Linked DNA regions of Homo sapiens: region 2 is linked to region 1. Evidence: chromatin loops called from intact Hi-C (ENCODE). Cell type or tissue: gastrocnemius medialis. All regions are shown on one strand. Each heading gives the region's core, and the rest is flanking DNA. Links, peaks and the distances in the headings are about the cores only. Region 1 has its middle 52 kb from the start of DTNBP1. Region 2 has its middle 68 kb from the start of LINC02543.

Evidence for each region. A loop is a pair of places that touch in the nucleus more often than their neighbours do. Peaks named below come from ENCODE experiments on the same cell type or tissue, not always from the same donor. Only the 100,000 strongest peaks of a DNase experiment are listed, where the experiment ranks them.
Region 2: a loop joins it to region 1, with 2.9 times the contacts of the local background. A loop is called at or near these places in 1 of 110 quality-filtered maps.

The regions. Positions count from the first base shown.
Region 1 is chr6:15,712,343-15,717,725 of GRCh38, reverse strand. No RefSeq gene overlaps it. Among named protein-coding and RNA genes, the nearest start is that of DTNBP1, 52 kb to the right of the region's middle. In gastrocnemius medialis, for the core only: no CTCF peak of the experiment used is centred there; a DNase peak (open chromatin) is centred at 2,435; H3K27ac peaks cover 3,114 bases.
Region 2 is chr6:15,923,849-15,929,231 of GRCh38, reverse strand. No RefSeq gene overlaps it. Among named protein-coding and RNA genes, the nearest start is that of LINC02543, 68 kb to the left of the region's middle. In gastrocnemius medialis, for the core only: no CTCF peak of the experiment used is centred there; a DNase peak (open chromatin) is centred at 2,732; H3K27ac peaks cover 2,025 bases.

The DNA.
Region 1 (5,383 bases), core at 101-5,100:
GGCTTAGAGATAGACAGACTAATGGAACAGAGCCCAGAAACAGAATTCATTATCAAGTTACAAGCTTTTTCTCAAGAATTATAACTTGTCCAGTGGGATGTGACTTTAAAACCCAAAGGACCTTCCCTGTAATTTTCCTACCAGACTTTTCCAAAGGGTCCATACGATATATTTTCTGCCACAAGCACTTTGAGCATCATTGGATCCTCTGGTAATAAGGGGCAAGGGGCAAAACCGCTTTGTATCAATGCCTTGACAAGTTGGAGAGATTTGCTGTGGGCCCCACTCAAAGCTAACAGCCTTGCTGGTCACCCGATAAATGAGTCCATATAATACCTTTGTATAAGGAGCAACAAATCCAACCATAATAGTTTAACCAAATAGAGGTTGATTTTTGTCACATACTAAGGAGTCTGGAGGTAGATTGCAACAGTGTGTCAGGATCCTTCTATCTTTCTGCTCTACCATCCTGCACTTATGATCTGTGCTCAGCTGATTTCTTTGGGTTCATGGGCACAGGATGGCTACCCCAGCTCCAGATAGGAGAAGGGAGGGAGATAGGAAGAGGTGGCACCTTTTCCAGAAATCTAGAGAGCATGTCACAGTAACCAGACTTTGATACTTGTTGATTCCTAGCTGCAAGGGAGTCTAATATTTTTAACTGGATACACTGCTGCCCAAACAGAATTGGGGTTCTGTTAAAAAGGAGAAATCCATATTGGTAAACAGTTAGTAGTTGTCTGCCATAGGATCCAAACGTGGTATGTATTATTTCCAAAATTCAAAAACACCTATAAAAGATGATCTTTCTCTTTATCAGTGGCATGAAGTGCGATGGACAGCTACTTCTCCTTCATTTTGTGGAAACTATTCCAACATTCTCCAGGCACTCTCACACACATGCATGCTCTGTCTCTGTCTCTCTTACACACACACACACACACACACATGGAATTTTACTAAGGTAACAGGCCCCATAATTTCATGAAATTTATTCGCCACCTTCTGACACACAGGATTTTCCGAGGCACCTAGTCTGCATGTTGCTTCCTGTTTCCAAGTTTATCAGTACAATGTCATTAGCTATAGTGAACCAGCTCCACATTCTGTGGACTGAATTTGAGATAAAGTCAGAAAACGGGCATAACCCTAAGGCATTGTGGTGAAAGGATATTGTTTACTCTGCCAGATGAAAACAAACTCCCTATGTCCCCCACTTACAGGGATAGAGAGAAAAAGCAAAGATACTCAGTGGGGATTCAAGATTCAGGATATTCTGAGTAAACTGGGTTGGATAACAAAGGCTGGTATATATGTTTGAAAACTGGTAAGAATGATTATTCGGATTTGGCTTAAGTTATTTAACTTGGTTTTATTTTTAAACCAGCAAACGGGAGTGCAAAGAACAAAATTTTAAAATTTGCCAAAAGTTGGTAGTCTCAGTAGTCCTCATGAAGTAAGGATTTTGATCTTCCATTTATACTGTCTTACTCTCTTGGAGACATGGAGGAATACATTTGTATTCAAGTGTCCATCTCATTAATATGGATATATTAGAGGAATATAAGAAAATTCCTATGTTCCGCAATTACACACTGCTGCATTCTATTTTTGAATTAGGTAACTGGGTCTTCTCGTGGTTTCACTGAGGCATGCCTGGCCATGGCCTACATGAATCATCTATGTCTTCCCATTCAAATTCTCCAGGCCCACTCTCCCGCAAGTCAGTGCTTCAACTTTCTCCTAAGAGACCAGCTGAGGATGTGAATTCAACTCTTTTTAATTCAGAAATTTTGGAGATCAAACTGTGCATTTTGTATTTGACTTTCTCCACATTTCAACAGCAAAAGATAAGATATTCTTATAATGATCCCAAGGAAGCCTCTGGATTTTAGCACATACTTTGAACTGAGAACTTAGGAATTTGTGTAGGTTTTTCTTTTTATTGAAGCTATCCATTACAATTAGGAGAAGCCATCTCATCCCACAGTCATTGAACTCCCTGTGTCCTTCGTATTATTCAATAGAATTGATCTCTTAGTTCCCCAAAGCTTGGCCTTCAATGGGCAATTCAGTCTAGGTGCACACAGGTGACAATTTGATTAACTGGTTCTCTAGATCATGACAAGAACCCTTAATCACACCAGCTGCATTGTCTTTGCCTTCAACCTCAATCAGGCCAGATAACAACAGTCCCATATTTCCGTATACATCCCATGTTTCTCTAAGGCCCTGTGGTCTGCAACCAATCCATTTCTGGTTCTAATTCCTGGATCATTTAGAGTTCTTAATTTCAAAAACTAGAAAAAAACTTTGTCTGATTGAAGCAGACAATGAATTTATGAATGACTATCACGTGGCTCACAGAATCGCTAAGAAGGCTGATGAGTCAAGTGTGTGGCTCGGCAGCCAGGAAAAGTACTCATTCAGAGACAGTTGCATAGGCAACAATCTAACTGGACACTGGGCTCTTCCAGCCCCTCTGGCACTGCTACTACCAAAGCTTGATCATTCTGCTGCCTTTGATACTGAGACACTGGAGAGTTTCTTATGGTTCCCTGACTTCATGACTTCATTTCATGAGTGGAATCCATGACTCACACCTGTAAGGAGAGGAGACTGAGTAAGCAAGTACCTGAGCCTTCTGTTTCTGTAGTGGAAGGTACATTCTGTATTTCACTGACACAAGGTGGGAAAATCCAAACATAGGAAAAGGTTTCATACTGGACGGCCATAAAGAAGGACAAGTGTTCACCTTGCCTTCTAATAAGCCAAAACAGGGAGAGAGGTTCAGGTTCCTTTGCCTTCCCAATAAGGAGACAAAATCACAACCAGTGAGAAGACAAATATGGCACACATCCTGGAGGTCACTGAAACACTTTTACAACTCTGCCTGTTTCCTGGGTCTCACTTTGAATTTCAGTATTCTGAATTTGCTGCATTAACTTTAGTAGTCAATTCGTATCTCTTCACTAGGAACTTGTCATAACACAAGAACTTCTTTGCTTTCTTCCCTTTGGGTCCCATCTTCTGCTAACCTATTAAATATTCATATTTCACACTGATTATTTTTTAACCAAAGCCTTGTCCTTCTCATACTCAATAACAATTTCATTTAATCAGTGCTTATTGAGCACTCACACACCCTAGGTGGGTGATGTGCTAGACTTTGAGGACACAAAGACACATTCTAAAAGGAAGGAAGTCCCATAACAAATCAGGGCAATTGATGATTCAAAAAATGTAAGTGTTCAGATCCTTGAGAGAAACATCTCACATTTAAAATATCTATATCTGAAAACAAACAAAAAACAAAACAAAAGAACTAACAACTCCAGTGAACTCCCCTTACACTTAGAATAAGCCCAAACTCCTAACCCTGCTGGGCCTGTAAAGCCCTATCTGACTGGGCCCAGCCTTTCACACTGACCTCATCTCCCACTGCACTCTTGCGCTCACTGTGATCCAGCCCTATCAGCCTTCTTTCCAATGGAGAGACCACGTTCATGTCCAGCTAAGTGTCTGCACTTGATTTTACCCATTCTCCACAGTCTTCCCACGACAGCTTCTCAGACAGGTCATCCCTGACCACCCTATCAAAAATAGCCACTCTCTTCCCAGTCACTCCCTCTCATCACTCATATTCCCATTATGTTGTATATTTACCACCTTCCTTCCCACCAAGAGCATGTGCTACCAGAGAGCAAGGGTCTTTGCCAGCCATGTTCGTTGCTATCCTCAGTGCACTGCATCATGCCTGCACACAGTAAACTGACAAGAAATGTTTATTATACGAATTAAAGTATAAATGAAGGAATGGTGTCTCCATCCACTAGTGCTTCTATAACAAAATACCTGAGACTGGGTAATTTATTATATAAAGAACAGAAATTTCACTCCTCATAGTTCTGGAGGCTGGGAAGTACAAGTTCAAGCCACAGGGAGGTTCAGTGTCTTGTGAGGGCTCTGGTGTTTCCTTCCAAGAAGGCATCTTGAATGCTGTGTTCTCACATGATAGAAGGAACAGAAGGGCAAAAAAGGGGCCTAAACTGGTTCCCTCCAGCCCCTTTTATAAGGTCGCTAGTCCCATTCATGCAGGCAGAGTCCTCATGACTTACTCTGTTCCCAAATGGTCCCGCCTCTTAATACCACCACAATGAGGATTAAGTGTCAACACATGAATTTGCAGAGGCATGCAGACAATAGTAATGACACAGTCAAAGTCCAAACTGATGGCAAGGGCCACTGTAGGAATGTCAGGGAATCTGCATATTTAGTGATGCAAATCTCCAGGGTATGCCAGGACATCCTAGATTTTCCTGTTTTCTGTAGATTCCTCTCTCCCTTTTGTAAGTCTTGCCGAAAGGTAGAAAGGAAAAATGGAGGTATCTTTGGCCAAGAGAGGACAATTCAGTCCAGGAAGATCACCAGGACACTATGGCATTAAAAGCTGTAGAGGCCTGAATTTGATCATCATTTTAAAAAGCAATATTTTCCTATAGAAGGAAAGCACTTGTGTGGAAGGGAAACCTCACCCAAAGGGCAGGTACATTGGAAAGGCCCTATTCTGGCCTTTTCTATGTCATCAGAGATGGCAGCATCTGCCCTCTTATCTGGTCATGTGAAAACAACATTTGTGTGCAGTCTCATTAAACTTTAGGACTAGCAGCAAATAATGGTGCAAGTTCCAAGTCTGCTGCTTCTCTTGTCAGTGTAGCAATAGTCTTGGCAACTTTCTCTTACTCTCATTACTCTACAGCTATTTATACACTGGCACAGGAAAACATATTATTTGCAGAAATGCCTCCGGATCCTATGTCATTTATACAGGCACAGAAGATGTTTTCAAAGAACCATATTTCTGTAGTATTTTTTGCAACAAAGACTGTACAGCAGTGATCTGCCAGGTTGTGTGGGTGTAAAAACAGCCTCCAGTAACTATTCTTTAATTCTACTTTGGCTATTTAATATCTGTTCAAGTATTTCAATCTGCCCAGTCTTAGCTTTTTGATGTCACTCATGATCAATTTGCAAGCTTTGAGAACACAACAGAATGCCTAGGTGTTCCTTTCTCAATCCTCTCCTCCTCCTTATTGGGTTTTATTGGTATCGCAACAATATCAGTGCAATTTGGAACTCTTAGGTTAGCTAATCTGGAAATACTCAATGGTAAGGATAATGCAGACCTCTTGTTTAATTTCCTTAGATCAGGTCCTCTGCAGATGCCAAGTCTGGATTAGACAGGCAGGAGATTTATTGAGGGAAATGCCAAGGAGGGAAAAAGGAGAGGGAGCTGCAGGAAGTGAGGGGAGCTGGGAAGGATGAGAAGGACGTAATAAGGGGTGCTGGATAGGCAGTCTCGGATGGCAGCACAGTTCCAAGA
Region 2 (5,383 bases), core at 316-5,315, 210 kb before region 1:
GGACTCTGTGGCATCACCACTGCCTTGACCTTCATTGTCTAACTGACTCCATTTCTCAGTCTTCCAATTATAAACTCCCAGGACAGAGATCTGATTGCCAGGAGCCTGCCATATACCCCTGGTCCACAGCTATAGGCAGCCAAGGGTCGTGTGGCACAAACATGACACCTTCCCCACCACCGCTAATTAAGTAGAGGATAAGAGTGTCCATTTCACAAAAAGAGTGCTCCAAAATATGTCTACCGCAGACCTGATACCACCCTATCTTAGTATGCTAAGGCTGCTATAGCAAATACCACAGTTGGGGTGGCTTAAACATAAATTTCTTTCTCACCATTCTGGAGGCTGGAAGTCCAAGATCAAAGTGCCGGAAGGGTCACATTCTCCTGAGGCCTCTCTTCTTGGCTTGCAGAGAGCCACCTTCTTGCTGTGTCCTCACACAGCCTTTCTTCTATGTGTGCGCATCCCTGGGGTCTCTTTCTCTCCTTGTAAGGACACTGGACTTACTGGATTAGGGCCCCACCCTAATGGCCTCATTTAATCTTCATTACCTCTTTAAAAGCCTTCCCTCCAAATACAGCCACACATCAAGTACTGGGGGTCGGGGCTTCAATACATGAATTCTGGGGGGCACCTATGATGGTGAGTTTGATGTGCCACTTGGGCTAGGCTGCAGTAGGTCGTTATTCAGGCACCTTTGATAGCACACCCCTTCGGCCAGGGGATCCTCAGTAATTTACTTTTTTAAAAAGTGGGGACAATATTGCCTCATACAATTTGTGTACAGACTGGAAAAGGGGATGAGTATAGAACATAAATGATAGCCATTATGATCATTATTATTTCTCCCAAACAGGCAGGCAGGGCACCCACTTCCTGTGCTTCTGAACCACTCTTGCTTTGTGTCGGATGGCTTTGCTCTTGCCCTCTTCTGTCCTGGGTTAATCGTGGCGTATTCACACCTTACATGGGATAAGTAGGGTATTTTAACCATCAATTCTATTATCCAGTTATGTTAATGGTCCGTGAAATAACATGTGAAGAGCCCATTAAACATTGTGAAAGAGTCTCCATTTCATAAAAATGAGGGAATAATAAGAGAGGCCAATGTAATTCACTGCTGAGCAGGGGAGAGGTTGACTTTCATCTTCAGATGCCCTTCTAAGAGAAACAACTTTCATAACTTAGAACTCAGCATTTCAAAAGAATTTGGGGAATGGCTGACCCTTCTAGGCATTCACCAACAGGATGTTTCTGACCAAGAAATAATTAAAAGTGTATGGAAAGAAACACAGGAAAGACATTTAATAGCTTGTAGTTGAGATGAATTTTGATCTAAAATGTTAATTTTTTTCTTTCAACACTCTATCCTACCCTCTGAGTCCTACTTAATTGCCCAACTACAGTCTGTCAGTCTTGTGTATAACCTGCTTAGAAAAGGCTGAAAGGTAATTGCATAAACAACTTCCACCTAGATCCTCCTCCTGTTCTGAGCCTAATACCAGCCCTGCCCCCAAGCTCTCAGGAACCTCAGGAACAATGGACTCTAATCCATGCCTACGCATGAATCTCTGAAGGCCATCTCTTCATTTCTTCAGACTGTTTTGTCATAGGTTTATAGATTTCCTGGAATACTTTCCACACTTGGCTTCTGAGACATCACACTCTCCTGGATTTCCTTGTATTTCCTGGGCCAATACTTCTCAGGTACCTTTGCTGGTTTCTCCACACCTCCCCGATCCTTATCACTGGAGACCTCAGGAGCAGGGTTTGGACTTCTTTTCTGTTTCTACAACCATGCCTTACATCCAGTCTCACGGCTGTAAATGCCATTTATAAGCTGACGTCTTCCAGATCTAGCTCTTGCCTGGACTCTAGACTCATATGTCAGCTGCCCACTGAAGTGCCTAACAGGCATCTGAAATGTTAACTTTCTCAAAATCAAACTCCTGATCTTCCCCCAAAACCTGCCGCATCTACACTGTTTCCCATCTTAACATCAACTGCATCCTTGCAGTTTCTCAAGCCAAGAGTTCTTCATTCATTTTTCTTTTCATTCTTATCTCCCAGTCCGACAGCAAATCCTGTCAACTCTACCTTCAACATATACCTTGAGTCTTGCCACTGTTTACCACCTTCACTGCTGGGATCTTGATCCAAGCTACCATCATTTCTCATCTTGACTATTTTTTTATTTAATAGAGATGGGTCATGTCATGCTGTGCAGGCTTGGGTGCAGCAGCTATTCACAGATGTGATCATAATGCACTATAGCCTCGAACTCCTGGGCTTGAGTGGCCCTCCCACCTCAGCCTTCATCTTGAGTATTGCTCTGCCTTTGTTCCATCTTAGACTATTCTTTACCCAGTAGTCAGAGAGATCCTTTAGATCATAATCAGACCATGTTGCTCCTCTACTCAACTCATCAATGGCAGCCATTTCCCATAGAGCAAAAGCCAGGATCTGTCCAGTGACCTCCGGGCCCTGAAGGATTGGGCCTCCCTGCCATCCATTCTCTCACTTCATCTCCTCTCCCCTCCTTCACTCGCTCTAGTCACACTCACCTTTTTGCTGTTCCTCCACCCATGCCAGGCATGCCCCTCTCTCATATGTTTACTGTTTCACCAGCCTGGAAGACATTTTCCCCAGGCAGCCACATGGCTGGTTTCCTTACTTCCTTTTAAGGCCTGGATGAAATGTTACCTTCTCTGTGTGGCATTCTCTGGCCATGCTATTTAAAATGACAGCCAACTTCCCAATCTGTACCAGTACTTCCTGTCCCCCTTCCCTGCTGCGTTTTCTCTGTGGCCTTGATCATCATTCGACACACTAGATGTTTTCTTGCATGTTCTATCTCTGTCTCAACACTGGAACCCCAGGAGGGCAGGGCTTTGTCTATTTTGCTCACTTCTGTATCTCTAGCCCCAAAAACAATTTAATCTGTTGTACGAATATACAAATGATTGTTCCTGCTGGAAAATTTTCAAACCACCTCACATTACAGCTGAGAAAACTGAGGCAAAGCCAATGACAGTTTGCCAAATATCACATAATTTGTTAATGGCAGAGTTGAGAGTAGAGCCCAGTTTTCCTGACTCAGAGTCTAGCCTTCCATCAAGTAAAACATCCTCTATCTTCTGTCCAAATGGATTTTACAATTTTGTGGAACACAAATCATGGTTTCAAATTTCTCTCTAATCATGATACCCAGCACAGTTCAAAGTAATTATAGATGATGTTTAAAAATATTAATTTCAGGGTCACTGAACCAGTGACAAATCCAAATAGTTAAGAGCATTATGGAAGAACTTGTGTTTCCTTAACTTTTATTTTAAGTTCAGGGGTACATGCGCAGATTGATTATATAGGTAAATTGCATGTTGGGGGAGTTTGGTATACAGATTAGTTCATCAACCCAGGTAATAAGCATAGTACCTGATAGATAGTTTTTTGATCCTCACCCTCCTCCTACCTTCCACCCTCAAGTAAGCCCTGGTGTCTATTGTTCCCTTCTTTGTGACACGTGTACTCAATATTTAACTCCCACTTATAAATGAAAACATGCAGTATTTGGTTTTCTGTTCCTGCGTAAGCTTGCTTTGGATAATGGCCCCCAGCTGCATCTATGTTACTGCAGAGGACATGATCTCATTCTTTTCTATGGCTACATAGTATCCCATGGTGTATATGTACCACATTTTCTTTATCTAGTCTACCATTGATGGGCATTTAGGTTGATTCCATGTCTTTGCTGTTGTGAATAGTACTGCAATGAACATACACAGAATGCGTATTTAGGGTAGGATGATTTATATTCCTTTGGGTATACTCAGTAATGGGATTGCTGGGTCAAATGATAGTTCTGTTTTAAGTTCCTTGAGAAATCACCAAACTTCTTTCCACAATGGCTAAACTAATTTACATTCCCACCAGCAGTGGATAAGCTTTCCTAAAGGGACTTTTTCCCACTGAGTTTTAGAGTACAAGCCACTGATTCCTGAGCCACTTTCTAACAGAGGAGATGATAGTAATACCAATGATAGCCACCATGAGAGTGCCCACCAAATGCCAGGTCCTTTGTGTATACTACTGCATTTAATTTTTACAACAACCTCTAAGGAAGATATTATTGTTATTCCCATTTTACAGATAAATAAATTGAGGCACAGTGAGGTTAAGTAACATGTCCAACTCCACATAATGAAAAGCAGAGATGGGGTTTGAGGTCATATTTGTCTGACTTGAAGTCCATGTTCTGAACCACTGCCCTGTACTGCTTCCCATCCATATGTCCAAATGGACAAAAATTTTCAAAGGCCACTCAGCAAGGAGTACTTGATTCTGAGTTTTCTATGACAGCCTAAATCCTGTTATTTCATTCTAGGTGCAGAGCACATGGGAAACTACCATTGCCCACTGGGAGGTAGCCCTTCTGGTAATCCCTGTGCCATCTGGAAAATACTGACTGCAAAGCAAAACCTCTCACCACTAGCTTAAGCAATTAAATATTAGGAAGTCCACATGAAATAGAGAGAAGAGCACAGAACTCTTCACTATTCATGGGGGAGTCATAGACCCAGGATGGGAGAGGATTGGTGGGAAGTGAATGAACTACCATTCGTTAAGGTGTCAACAGTTGTGCTAGTCACTTAACAGGTATTATTTTGTTTATTCCTTATAACAACCTTTCAAAGTGGCTATCACTGCAGTATTCTCTTTCTACAGATGAGAAAACAGAGGTTGACAGATATATCTTGGCCGGGCGCAGTGGCTCACGCCTGTAATCCTAGCACTTTGGGAGGCCTAGGCGGGCAGATCACCTGAGGTCAGAAGTTTAAGACCAGCCTGGTCAACATGGTGAAACCCTGTATCTACTAAAAATAAAAAAATTAGCTGGGCATGGTGGCGCACGCCCATAATCCCAGCTACTCGGGAGGCTGAGGCAGGAGAATCGCTTGAACCTGGGAGGCGGAGGCTGGAATGAGCTGAGATGGCACCACTGTGCTCCAGCTTGGGTGACAGAGCAAGACTCCGTCTCAAAAAAAAAAAAAAAAAAAAAAAAAAAAAGAAAGATATGTCTTGAACAAGGTCATCCAGCTGTCGGAAGAGGAAGGCTTTGAACACAGATAAATATGATTTCAAAGCCAGCAGACATTCCCTCATCTCTGCTGAGCAAGCCAACTTTCTGAGCCTCAGTTTCCTTGTATGACAGGAGAAGGTTGTATCAGAGGTTCTCAAAGCTTTAACATTCTATTGCTCCAGTTTTCACCTAGCAGGCACAAAGACCTTTAAAGGCCTTTAGGTTGATGGAAAAATGAAAGTCATTGCCATTTCCTAACAGGGAAGACAGGCATGACAATAAGTAATTGGTTTAGTCTAATTG